Linked DNA regions of Homo sapiens: region 2 is linked to region 1. Evidence: chromatin contacts called from ENCODE Hi-C or POLR2A ChIA-PET data. All regions are on one chromosome and are shown on one strand. Each heading gives the region's core, a stretch centred on a gene start or an enhancer-like site at or near the end of the contact. The rest is flanking DNA. Distances are from core to core; before and after follow the strand shown.

Region 1 (6,800 bases), core at 354-2,853:
GGAGCTTCAAATAAAGTCCAGTGGGGGCATGGCCTGGGAACACAGTTCAAACATAATAATATCTGATTTCTTTGTTTCTTTCTTTCTCTCTCTCTTTCTTTTCCTTCCTTCCTTCCTTCCTTCCTTCCTTCCTTCCTTCCTTCCTTCCTTCCTTCTTTTCTTCCTTCCCTCCTTCTCTTTCTTTTTTTTTTGAGACAGGGTATTGCTCTGTCTCTCCCAGGCTAGAGTGCAGTGGCATAACCACAACTCATTGAACTCATTTCAGCCCCCACCTCCTGGGCTCAATCAATCCTCCCACCTCAGCCTCCGAAGTAGCTGGGACTAGGGGCAAAAGCCACCATGTAGGGCTAATTTTTTATAGTTTTTGTAGATACAGGGTCTCTCTATGTTGCCCAGGCTGGTCTCAAACTCCTGACCTCAAGTGATCATCCTGCCTTGGCCTCCCAAAGTGTTGGAATTATAGGCATGAGCCACTGTGCCTGGCAATTATCTCTAATTTGTAAAACCACCTTGCAAGGTAGGTGCCCTTTGTCACCCTCAATTTGCTATGAGGAACTGAAGTCTGAGAAGCTCGGGTTGCTTGCCCTGGTCGCAAGGCTGGTGAGCGGGGAGCTGAGCCTCACGCACAGGCTGCCTCTCCGTGATGGAGGCAGCCATACCCATGGAGGTCACGCCCTGGAACAGAAACCCAGCCTTGCCCAGTCCATGACATTTGTTTTGTGAAAGCAGATGCTGTGGCATTGCCCTGGCATTGCATCCTTTGGGCAAAGTCTCAGTCAAAGGAGAGAACGTTGTAGTAAAGAAAGCAAGACAGAGCTTTCAACTCTCAGGCCTGGAAAAGCCTGCGCCAGGTTCCTCCTGTGCATAGAAACAGGGAGGCAAAGGAATGAGTTGAGTAATAAGCTCAAGGCTTCAGGTATTACAAACAGAAGCAATAAAATTGACGCTTGGCTGAGTTATCAGGAGGCAAAGAGGCAAAAATCCAATTTAAAAGATTATGCCAAATGGAATAAATCCAAAGTAATGGGATTGCTGAGCCTTAGCTGCCATAAAGGGAAACCATAGCATGTCTTGGTTTACAAAAAAAATAATACGGAGGATAAACACAAGCTGATTTAGTGTTTGGACTTAGTGTTTGGGGAAATCGTTACTATTTTTCCAGAGAGGGCTATAGTCAAGGACTGTGCCTGCAGTGCAATGCATTCAATAAATATTTACGGAGAGTCCTCAGGCCTCAAGTGTTCTCGATGCACCCGAGCCAGTGGCGTGCTGTGTGTGCGTCTGGGGGTGCTGTGTGTGCGTCTGGGGGTGCTGTGTGTGTGTGTCTGGGGTGCTGTGTGTGTCTGGGGGTGCTGTGTGTGCGTCTGGGGTGCTGTATGTGTCTGGGGGTGCTGTGTGTGCATCTGGGACCGGGCGCCACTCTTCTTCATATGGTGCTGCCTGAAACCCCACATCAGGTTTGTGGGATTTAGGAGGACTGGGGTGAACGAGATGTCTCTCATGGGAAGATGTGGATTTGGGAGGCACCACCCCAGCAGAGAGGTCTTTCGTGCCCTTAGAGGGGCCTTCAGCTGGAGGGAGGAAAGCTGGAGTCACTGCAAGAGAATCTCAAACACCATGACTCACGTTTGATTATACTAAAAGAGAAACTGCTTTGCAGGTCTGCTTAAAGATCTCATTGTGTTCCGCATAAGCAGTTTCGTTCTGAGGTGACCGAGATTTTGTAAGGCACAGTTCTTTTCAGTCATTAGTCTGCAGCACCCAGGATAGCCTCATCTCAGCTGTGGAACAGAGACCAAATGTTCAGACGCAGGCACCAGAAAGGGTGGTTCAGAAACGAGGTAAGAACAGCTCTGGCTCTGAGCGCTGTGAAGCACTCTGCTAAGCGCTTTATGCACTGTCTTTGTGTAGCTACTAAAAGTACCTCATCTGACAGATTCGAAGGCTGAAGCTCAGACAGATTCAGTAACTTGCCCAAGGCCACACAGCCAATGATTAGCAGAGCAGGGATAGCAGTACTTGACCCCTCTGCTGTCTGGTCTCTCCTAAAGGGGGAGACTTTAAAGCTAGATAATCGGGGGAACAATTCAGCGAAACAAGTAGGGGTTTGTGCTAGTAAAGGCCACATCCAATTCTGGAGTTTTCTTCTCCTTTGTTTTCTGCTTATTCAGAGAAGAAGATAGTACAGACCTGACTGCAATTTCCCCACGCTCAAACAGTGTCTGTTACACACAACAAAAGCCTCAGTCTATGCAGATCAGGATCACTGACAGAGAATGTCCAGATGTGTGACAAGACAGAGACACAACCATAAAAGTGACATAGTGTCTCAGTAATGGTTTATATAAGAAGCACAGAGGATATCATGTACAAAGAGGGATTTCTATTTGTCTCTTAAAACAAAAAAATTAGTAGTCCAGAGGAAGGAGACTCCCATGCCCTGTGACCCTGGTTGATAAAAAGAGCCGGTTGAATCAAGGTGCATGGGCAGATCTTGGTCCTGCTCAGAGCAGCCCTCCAGGCTGCTGCGCCCCACAGCCAGGCAAGCATTCTGCCCACTCACTGCTGCCGTCTCCCCGGCACCAGAAAGAACCAGCACAAAGAACTTTCCAACTTTTTGAGGATGGGCAGATAGGGAAAAGGAGTATCCCTTATGCTCTCCACTCCTTTTCCCTAACATCCTCATATCACTCTCCTCGGAGTTGTCACCATGAAATTCATTCATTCATTCCTTCATGCTTTGATTTGTTCCTTCCTGCATCCAGCCCCTGTCTATTCATGACTCAACATTCATGCAGCATTTAGTCTGTCAGATGCCATGCTCAGCCCTAGAGTTATAAAAATGAATAAAATGCAATGAGAGAGCATCTTACACCAGTCAGAATGGCTATTATTAAAAAGTAAAAAAACAACAGATGTTGGTGAAGATGTGGAGAAAGGGAACCCTGCTGGTGGGAACGTAAATTAGTTCATTCACTGTGGAAAACAGTATGGCAATTGCTCAAAGAACTAAAAATAGAGCTACCGTTCCACCCAGCAGTCCCACTACCGGGCATCTGCCCAAAGGAAAATAACTCATTATATCAAAAACATATCTGCACTCATATGTTTATTCCAGCACTATTCACAATAGCAAAGATAGGGAATCAACCTAAGTGTTCATCAACGGGGCATTATTTTAAAAATGTGGTATATATACATCATGGAATGCTACTTGCCCTTAAAAAAATAAAATTAAGGCTGGGCACAGTGGCTCACACCTGTAATCCCAGCACTTTGGGAGGCTGAGGCAGGAGGATCACTTGAGGTCAGGAGTTCCAGACCAGCCTGGCCAACATGGTGGAACCCCGTCTCTATTAAAAGTACAAAAATTAGCCGGGCATGGTGGGCGCCTGTAATCCCAGCTACTTCGGAGGCTGAGGCAGGTGAATCGCATGAACCTGGGAGGTGGAGGTTGCAGTGAGCCGAGATCACACCACTGCACTCCAGCCAGGGCAACAGAGTGAGACTTTGTCTCAGAATAAATAAATAAATAAATAAATAAATAAATAAATAAATAAATAAATAAATAAATAAAATAATGTCTTTTGTAGCAACAGTGATGGAACTGGAGGCCATTATCCTAAGTGAAATGACTCAGAAAGTTAAATACTGCATATTGTCACTTACAAGTGGGAGCTATACAATGGATACCTATGGACAAGCAGAGTGGAAAAATAGACAGGAAATGCCAAAAGGTGGGGAAGTGGGAGTGGGGTGAGGGTTGAAAAAATTACCTATTGAGTACAGTGTTCACTGTTCGGGTGATGGGTGCACTCAAAGCCCAGACTTCACCACAGCGAACTATGTGCCTGTAAGAAGCCTGCACTTGTATCCCCTAAATATTTACAAATGAAAATTTAAAACTGAATAAAACACAATCCCAGTCCTCAAGCTACTAATTGTCTAGAAATGAGATTGACGCATTAAAGGGTCTATGGAGGCTCCCTGCCTAGGGGCTGGGCTGGGCTGGCAGGGCCCTGGGAGGACTTCAGGGAAGAGAAACTTCAGCTGGATCTAAAAGGGAAATGGGAGCTGCCCCAGGTGGAGGACTGCAGGGCAGGAAGGCAGTTTTCAGTCTGAGGGAGCAGCCAGTGTAAACTGCACAGACAAGAAATCTCAGGCCCTTGGGTGGTCCAGTAATCCTCTGGCAACCCCGTGCTTCCAGATCGCCCCACTGCTGATCAAGCCAAAATCTACCATGGGATTATTCTTCTTCCAGACCGGTTCCCACCATGTCACTCTTCTGTTCCAACCTTTCGTGGCTTGAGATAAAAACCCCAATGTTTTGATTGGTGCCCAGGCACTGTGCAACCTGATCCCCACCTACTGCTGGGCAGATTTCTGCTACTACCCTTTAACCAGCACAAGCCTCTGAAAACTCTCAGCCAGGGATTGGAAACTGAAAGCCTCGGAACTCCAGGCGCTGGAAAGGTGGGAGGTGCAGAGTGGATGACAGCAGGACACATATGACAGCAGACTGCTGAGCTGCTCTGTGTGAGGACGCAGGGCTGTCCTGGAGCCTGTCCTAGGTTTGGTCCTGCTCCCAGGCCTTTGTCCAGCGCGCACCTGACATGGCCTCCTCTCCTATCCATTTCCTTTCCTCTCTTCCACATTTGCCTCCCATGGAGACTTCCTAAAATACTTCTGGAAACAAACGCTCTCCTCCTTTCACACTAAAAAACAAATCTGTCTAAAACCAGGTTTATCTTCCTTTTTGAAACTAGCTCCTTCTCGGTTTTTCTGTCTCTGGGCATGGTCCTGCTATTCTTCCAGTCACTGAGGTCTAAAAACACACATTCCTCCTGTCTTGCCATCACCCTCAAACCCTGTATGTGCAAAGCATAAAACTGCAGGCCATAGTAGTTGGAAGGGACTTTGGATATTGTCTAATTTACTGGCCACAAATCCAGGCATCTCCTTTAGAGCAACCTTTATAGCAATCAGATCTCTGACCAATGATCTTCCAGATTATTTTTCATTCTTCTCTAATTGCTTAAAAATTATTTATATTGAATGAAAATCTGCCTCCCTGGGCCCCTTTTGAAGTCTTCCTCTCCAGCCACACAGAGTGAGTCTCATTTCTCTTCTAAACACATTTGTCATGGGATTCTTCACCTTCCTCCGCTTAAACATCCTTTCAGTATTTTTTTAAATTTTTTTAATTTTTTTTTAATTTTAATTTTTTTTTGAGAAGGATTCTCGCTCTGTCACCCAGGCTGGAGTGCAGTGGTGCCATCTCAGCTCACTGCAAGCCCCGCCTCCTGGGTTCAAGCAATTCTCCTGCCTCAGCCTCCTGAGTAGCTGGGACTACAGGTGCCCGCCACCACGCCCCGCTAATTTTTTTTTTTTTTTGGTATTTTTAGTAGAGACGGGGTTTCACCATGTTAGCCAGGATGGTCTCAATCTCCTGACCTCGTGATCTGCCTGCTTTGGCCTCCCAACGTGCTGGGATTACAGGCATGAGCCACCACACCCAGCCCCCTTTCAGTATTTTTTAGGTGACTTTCCCATGACTATCTGGTTACCTCCTTTAACTCATCACGGTTCCTAATATGTAAACTGGGATTCAATTACATTCTGCTCAAACGACATTTCTTGGGTCTACTATGAGACAAGCAGCAGGTCAAGGTAATTCTGGGCATGAATTCGAGAGTGAGACTGACTGGGGCCAGATCCTGCCCCTACTGCCTACTGGCTAGACAATGTTGACATTCGGTGTCTTCCTTCAAGGCTGTGGGCAGTAAAAGGCTGAGAACAGAGTAACATCCAGTAAACATTCAATAGATGATTGTTCTTTTTCTTTTTGCACTTAAAAATATGCAACATGAAAAAGTGCTAATGATTGAAACTGAGTGACGCATATTTGTGGGTTTATCAAACTTAAAAACTTTATGTATGTTCGAAATTTTCTGTAATAAAATTAAAATTTTAAATGTCATATTAATTAGGTGAGATATACCTATTTAATATCTGGGGATATTATAGCAGCTGGGATACAAAAATAGTAAAAAAGTTCCTGCCAATACTAACCTCTGAGTAAATAGGGGAGATATACATGTAAACCAAGAGTTTCAATGCAGCATTAGAAATGCAATGCAGGCTGGGCATGGTGGCTTATGCCTGTAATCCCAGCACTTTGGGTGGCTGAGGCAGGAGGATCACCTGAGGCCAGGAGTTTGAAACTGGCCTGGGTAACAGAGTGAGGCTTTGTAAAAAGCAAGGAAGGAAGGAAAAGAAAGAAAGAAGGAAGGAAGGAGGGAGGGAGGGAGGAAGGGAAAGAAGGGAGGAAGGAAGGAAGGAAGGAGGGAGGGAGGGAGGGAGGGGAGGGGAGGGAAGGGAAAGGACAGGACAGGGAAGGAAGGGAAGGGAAGGGAAGGGAGGGGAGGGGAGGGGAAGGGAAGGGAAGGGAAGGGAAGGGAAGGGAAAGGAAAAAGGAAAGGAAAGGAAAGGAAAGGAAAGAAAAGAAAAGGAAAGGAAGGGAAAGGAAAGAAGAAATAGAGAAGATGGGCCCGGTGCAGTGGCTCATGCCTGTAATCCAGCACTTTGGGAGGCTGAGGTGGGCGGATCACGAGGTCAGGAGATTGAGACCATCCTGGCTAACACGATGAAACCCCATCTCTAATAAAAATACAAAAAATTAGCCGGGCGTGGTGGCGGGCACCTGTAATCCCAGCTACTCAGGAGGCTGAGGCAGGAGAATAGCGTGAACCCGGAAGGCGGAGCTTGCAGCGAGCCGAGATCACGCCACTGCACTCCAG
Region 2 (7,150 bases), core at 1,027-3,526, 310 kb before region 1:
GCTTACATAATCTGTAATTAAATGACTGAATCACAATAACATGTATTACAGGCATAAGCTGATGTAGGGACAAACACCACTCAACTCAAAAGCGTGCAGCTGAGCAGGAAAACTGCCTGTGGTCACCGGGCCATGGGGATCTGCTGGCACATTTGCTCCATGAGTCAGCTTAGAAGAGGTTGGATGACAGAGCTGGTTCTGTAGTATGCAAATCCTGGATACAGGCACATGCTCATTCTGATGCGGACTGGCATGCCACCCACAGAAAAGAATAGGAAAAGCAAAATTAGAGCGCGAAATGCGACAAGGATCCAAACAAGAAATTTCCCTCAGCCTTTCCCAGCCAAGGAAAATTCCTGCATGAGAAGGAACTGAAGTAAATATAAGGAAGGAAGGAACTGAAGTAAATATAAGGAAGGAAGGAACTGAAGTAAATATAAGGAGGGAAGGAACTGAAGTAAATATAAGGAGGGAAGGAACTGAAGTAAATATAAGGAAGGAACTGAGTAAATATAAGGAAGGAAGGAACTGAAGTAAATATAAGGAAGGAACTGAAGTAAATATAAGGAAGGAAGGAACTGAAGTAAATATAAGAGCCACAGTGAATGTCGGGTTTCTAGACATAGAATTGGCCTGTATCATTAGTAAGCTGAACTTGGTTTTCATTTTTTTTTTTTTCTGTCCCCCAGGCTGGAGTGCAGTGGCATGATCTCGGCTCACTGCAACCTCCGCCTCCTGGGTTCAGGCAGTTTTCCTGCCTCAGCCTCCCAAGTAGCTGAGATTACAGGCATGCACCACCACACCCGGGTAATTTTTGTATTTTTAGTAGAGATGGGGTTTCGCCATGTTGCAGAGGCTGGGCTGGAACTGCTGACCTCAGGTGATCCGCCCACCTTGGCCTCCCAAAGTGCTGGGATTACAGGTGTGAGCCACCACGCCTGGCCTGGTTTTCATTCTTGAGTAAGAATGACTGTAATGTCATTCTCAATTTCTCTGTGGTCCTTTCAATCCTGCACAAATTAATACCTCCAGGTATTTTTACAAACAGGCTTCTGAACCCAGAGTGAGTCCTCACTTTTAATTCTTGTTTTCCTGACTTAGTAACTTTATCCAGCCCAGGTGTCACCATCATGGGTTCTTCTGTTCATTTGTCCATCAGACCCCCATGGAAAACATTGGCCCACCTGTGGATCTCAACAACGCTCCCTCCTGTCTCTCAAGGACACCCTCTTCTAAGGTCTTCACTGCTGGGGTCCTGACCTTCACACACACATTTGCCACAGGGCATTGTCATTGTCATCATCATCCTCCCTCCGTCCCTCCCAGATGCACGGGCTCCAGAAGCCCGGCAACTCCTCCCTGCTGCACCCTGGTCAGACAGGCAAGGGCGGGATCAGGTCGCAGGTGCTAAAGGCAAAGCCAAATGTTCATGATCCTGCAGACATTTTAGTTACAGCCTTCAAGGCCACAATGCCCCCTGGAACGAAACAGGTGACGGTCAAGGCCAAGTCCCTTCCTCTTGGGCATGCACATGAAAACTTGTGACACCTGCCTTTCATCCAAGCCCAGCTAAGGCTCACAGCACCCCGCTTTCTGGCACACTAGCAAGTTGTTTTGTAAGATGCAGATTTGGGCGGGGCCTATTGTTTGGACTCACAGTATGGGATCCATTTCTAAATGGCCTGATGATAGCAGAACCACAAAACCAAGAGTGAAGGGATCACTGGAAAGCGTCAATCACTCTAAGGGGGAAAAGGTTTTCCAGGCCTGAGAGTTGTGGCTGACTTGAATGAAGCTCCTGACATGACATAACGTGACCGTGGTGGGCAGAAAGGGGGACGGACAGGGAGACCCGGAGCACATGGAAAGGGTTGCCCTAGCAGCAAAACCCGGATCTGCCCATGTGGACTCCGTTCATGGGTGAGAAAGGACCCCCATGGGAGCAAAGGAGCACCCAGCCTGCCTGAAGGCACACCCCCTTTATGGGCCGTCAAACCAGATGCCAGATAACATGCAAACCATACAACCACTTCCTCTGCTCTGTCATTGTGATCATCTTCCTTTGGAGTCTGCTTTAAGAGAGAATATGCTGTTCAGGCCAATGCAAATACTTAGTCTGTGGGACAGCTATATTTTTCATGATAAATTACCAAGATGACACTCACTCTCAGCATGAATTACCTCGAGGGCTCTGATGAGATGCTTTCTGGACTGGGCAGTGCAAAAGCCAGACCCCAGACCTTTGTAACCCCCACCCCCAGGGTAAATACCTCTGCGAGACTTCATGAAGGCTGGCCAGCTAGTCCCAGCTGAGGATCCGCGGCAGTGCTGCTCAGCCCTGGCTGTGCACAACATCCGTGCGTAAGAGGATGTGGACACCCAGCCTCACCCCAGCCCAGTTAAAATCAGAGTCTTTAAGAAGTGAGCCGGAACAACAGCTTTTCTTAAAAGCTTCCCAGAAGATTCTAGTGAGCAGCAAAAGTCGAGAACCATGGGCTTAGTGTACCTAACTGATGGAGCCCTCAGATGCTGGAACCTATGTGAACAGTCTTCGGTTTTGTATTAGGCTAATAAGCACTTGTAACATTATTAGTTACCATATACTGAGGGCCTAATATGTGCTAAGCACTGTTATATACTTTCACATTCAGTATGTGAAGACATAAAAACAACTCTGTACAGTGGCTATTGTTACCCCATTTCAAAATGTTTTATTTTAAGAAAACAGGCTCAGAAAGATTAAGTAACTTGAAACAAAATTTGCACAGCTGATTAAGCAGAGAAACTAGTATCTAAATCCAGCCTCCGATTCCAAAAGTCTAAGCTTTTCCATTATGTGTGTTGTCTTTTAGCCTTTAATAATTGCAGAAACTATGAGTGAGATGTTGGGATCAGTACTACATCTTCCTAAACTTTCATCCGTAGGAAATCCGGATTGGGAAGCCTGCTCCTCCAGAGGCTATCAGCGTGTGGACACCTGCCTGTGCTTAAGAGGTCCAATCATTTATTATCGTAATCTAATTTTGTAGAACATCAAACTAGAGAATAATTTCGGGCTAAATTGCATTTGTGTTTTAATCAAGAGGCCGACGTTATTGATTATGTAATAAGGCATTCTCTCTGTTTATTTTCATCCTTAAGAAAACAATAACTTCTTCATTAAACTCACTCTGACCCTATTTTGGAGACTTATTGCTGTGCCTGAATCCGACAAGACTCATGCATAGAAAAGCAGAATTAGATGCATAAAATACCAAGAGAGAGAGAGAACCTCTAATTGCAAAAGTAACTCCTGAGGTACAAAGAATCTACGGCATCACCCCGAAAGCACTTGCGGGGAGAAGCCTCCTCTCCTCACACCCCCAAGTGGATGACCCTGTGACTGAGTCATTAGAGGGCTGGCCAAGCGAGCTCCTGATTCCATCACTGCTGGAGACTGAAGAGCTTGGCTGAATTATCCAGACACGCTTCGTGTGGAACCCTGTGAAAGTCCTACATTGCTTATGAAGTTACCATCCTGTTATAAACTGAAGAAGGAGCCCTCAGCAGTCAATGATGAACAGTGTTGAGGGAAGGTGTCATCTGTCATATCAGTGCAGTGAGAGTCCTCATAAAAACACAGCTGGACATTTTCCTCAGCTTTACAAATCATCTTTCCATTTTGGTGCTCTTGGGGTTCTCCTCCACTGAACCTTGAAATGCTATTCCCTAGGAGCAATTGAGAAATCCAATGTTTAGCACTGTTTTTTAAGTGTCATAGGAGGTTCATAAAGATGTGTTGAGTTAAAGAGATGGGGGAAGGAAGTGCTATAACCTCAGCACCTCGGTAGGGACTTTTTATACCTTCAGTGCATTCATCTTACATAAATCTCACAATTCCCAAACAAGGAAATTGAGCTCCAGAGGGTACACAGCTAATAAGTGATGTGGCCAATTTTCAATTCAGCTCTAACCTCAGCCTCATATGATTTCTCTGTACCACTTAAGAGTATCCCAAGAGAGGACCTCTTGTCTCTCCATAATGACAGGCCCAACCTTCGACCACTCCTCTCCCCGTGTAAGGTCTTGGGTTTGGCCCCTCCAGAGTCAATTTGACATTCAGCAAATATCCGTTCTGTTTTAGGGCACTGTGCCACATATCTCTGGGGCTGCCAGAGATATGCCCCAGTGTGGCCCGCCCTCAAGGAGGCTGAGCTCCATAGAGCAGCCCGGCTAGCCAAGCGCCAAGCCCAGCAGATCATGGGCGAGGGAAGAAAGCAACAGCTGCATCTCTGACATGACAGAGAGGCCTCGAAGTATGCATAGAACCTAAATACATGGAAACGAGGGCAGGGAAATGGCACGCTCTAAGGCTCGGCAAGCAGAAGAGCTTGGGCAGTCTGTGCAGGCTCTACACTCCGAGCCTGCGTTCTCCTGGGTCCAGATCCTAGCTTCACCACTTTGTTAACAAGTAAGTTAACCCCTCCACACCTCTATGGCCTCATCCATGAAATAAGAACCAATTCGGTCTAACTGCAAGGTGCAGGCCCTTTCCTCTATACCACTTACGAAAGCCTGGAGTTAAGGTGTACCCACAAGAGAGCGCACTGTTGTTGTGAGGGTAAGACGAGATCATTCACGTTCAGTGACAAGCCTGATTCCTGGCACTCAGAAAGCTCTCCATCAATATGCTATTATTTTGACTATTTGGGGGTACATCAAGCAGTCCAATTTGACCGGAGGATAGAACATGTGTAGAAGTAACTGCCCATCTCCAGCACGTAGCATGTCACTTGGTACATGTTGGGCGCTCGCTGTAACACAGTCACTTAACCTCTGGAGGAAGGGTTAAGTGAGACGATGCACTCGAAAGCATCTGGTATGATGCCTGGCACGTGGCGGGTGGTCAGTAAATGCTCTGTGAATCTGAGTTCCTCTAGGGTCAACCCCAAGCCTTCTAGTCTTTTGGAAGCAAGACAGTACAAGTTTAGTGTTTCCCAAACTGGAATCTAACAAACATGTATATTCCCTGGGATGCTACTAGTGTTCCATAGCAATAACAACAAAAATCAGTGCCTAAATATACTCCCTTCCAAAACATAATACCAGTAATCCAAGAAAACACTCAACATGCCTACATAGTCATCCTTATTACTTTTCAATAAAGTGAGTTAAGACATGAAAAATCATAGCAGATAAAATAGTATGGTCCCAAGAACAGAATCAGACAGACCGATAAAACTGAAGAGAGGGCTGGGTGCGGTGGCTCACGCCTGTAATCCCAGCACTTTGGGAGGCCGAGGCGGGCAGATCACCTGAGGTTGGGAGTTCAAGACCAGCCTGACCAACATGGAGAAACCCCATCTCTACTAAAAAAAAATACAAAATTAGCCGGGCATGGTGGCACGTGCCTGTAATCTCAGCTACTCAGGAGGCTGAGGCAGGAGAATCACTTGAACCCAGGAGGCAAAGGTTGCGGTGAGCTGAGATCACACCATTGCACTCCAGCCTGAGCAACAAGAGCAAAACTCCATCTAAAAAAAAAATAAAAACAAACAAAACAAACAAACTGAAGAGAGGGCCCCGTCGTTACAAATCATATGGGATTTCAGTACATGACAGAGATAGCATTTCACACCAGTGGGGGAGAGGTTTTATTTGATGAATGACATTGGAACAACTGGCTAGCTGTTTGATTTCCTCTTTCACTCCTTTCATCAAATTTTCTGTGAGGTGCACACAAAACAGATGTAATAATTTTTAAGTCACTTAAAAAACAAACCCAATGACTATTCAATTTTGCATTCAACAAAAAACTCGCGATGTTGAAGTCATAGAAGTAAAGCGACTCGTGTTTGGGATTCCCACTGAAGCAGCCCCCGCCTCATTCTCCACCTCCAACTCATTCCCACTTCAGGACTTCTCCACCTCCAACTCATTCCCACTTCAGGACTTCTCCACCTCCAACTCATTCCCACTTCAGGACTTCTCCACCTCCAACTCATTCCCACTTCAGGACTTCTCCACCTCCAACTCATTCCCACTTCAGGGCTTGTGCACTTGCACCCCTGTGCCCAGGACAATCCCCGCCTAGCTCCTGCACGCTCACGCTTTCTCATTCTGCAAGTCCCACCCAAGGGTTGCCTCTTCAGAGAGGCCTTCCCTGGTCACCCAGTCTATAGCAGGCCTCCCCAGCATGGCCATCCTAGCACGTGGCCTTGTTCATTCCCTTCATACCTACCACGCCACCTAGTAAATTCATCATTTGCCCCAGTAGGTCAGTTCCATGAGGGCAGGTGTCTCATTCCCTTCCTTATTGCCTGCAATAATGCTGAGCACAAATTAGGTGCCCAATAAATATTTATTCAATGAATCAATGAATTAATGGCCTTCTTATTTTAAATATCTGCCCTGAACGTGACACTCTTTTTCAAGGAAGCTGACATTTTTTTTCTTTTAACCACAATAGAAGGCTCACGGATAATTCTGTTTTATTTTCAAATATCTACCCACCTGTGCTTGGTTTCTATCTTTTTTTTTTTTTTTTTTTTTGAGACGAAGTCTAGCTCTGTCGCCCAGGCTGGAGTGCAGTGGTGCGATCTTGGCTCACTGCAACCTCCGCCTCCCAGGTTCAAACAATTCTCCTGCTTCAGCCTCCCAAGTAGCTGGGATTACAGGCACCCGCCACTACGCCTGGCTAATTTTTGTATTTTTCATAGACATGGGGTTTCACTGTGTTGTCCAGGCTGGTCTCAAACTCCTGACCTCGCGATTTGCCCACCTCAGCCTCCCAAAGTGCTGAGATTACAAGCGTGAGCCACCACACCCGGCCATTTATATCTTAAGTTAAAAAAATTTTGCTGGAGCACTACATTCATGTCTCTTTGGAAATGCACTGATTTGTAACTTCAGCAACTAATATGTTGGCTGATTCTATTTAATACTTCGACACCAAAAGATGACAGAGATTGCTTCCAAACCGCACTTTCTTTACTGACTCTCATGTATCCCTAACCTGCCAGTCCCACATTCAGGAGTTCATGGTGAAAGCCACAGGCAAGGGAGCCTCCCAACCAGTGTTCTGTCTAGAAAAGTTGCAGTGCTCATGTGTGCATGCGTGCACGTGTGTGTGTGTATTGCTTACTATATGCAAGGTAATGCACCCTCTCCC

Evidence for each region. Hi-C counts contacts between places; a loop is a spot of excess contacts on that map. ChIA-PET counts read pairs that join two places held with the same protein, here RNA polymerase II (POLR2A). Pooled maps may share reads with other maps.
Region 2: a loop to region 1 is called in a pooled map, with 2.1 times the contacts of the local background. The contact joins two enhancer-like sites. A Hi-C loop is called at or near these places in 1 of 168 maps with a recorded cell type or tissue (dorsolateral prefrontal cortex) and 4 of 50 pooled maps. POLR2A ChIA-PET finds 5 or more read pairs at or near these places in 3 of 52 experiments (activated T-cell, naive thymus-derived CD4-positive, alpha-beta T cell and naive thymus-derived CD8-positive, alpha-beta T cell).

What each region holds. Positions count from the first base shown.
Region 1 is chr13:27,351,653-27,358,452 of GRCh38, forward strand. No RefSeq gene overlaps it. Among named protein-coding and RNA genes, the nearest start is that of GTF3A, 70 kb to the right of the region's middle. RefSeq lists an enhancer at 1,515-1,584. Within about 2 kb of position 1,604, at least 3 of the 41 ENCODE cell types and tissues checked have a DNase peak (open chromatin) inside an H3K27ac peak, as active enhancers do.
Region 2 is chr13:27,043,060-27,050,209 of GRCh38, forward strand. It overlaps LOC105370124 (a long non-coding RNA gene), which reads right to left. Exons shown (of 2, transcript XR_941767.3): 2 at 2,687-3,708. Among named protein-coding and RNA genes, the nearest start is that of USP12-AS1, 79 kb to the right of the region's middle. Within about 2 kb of position 2,277, at least 3 of the 41 ENCODE cell types and tissues checked have a DNase peak (open chromatin) inside an H3K27ac peak, as active enhancers do.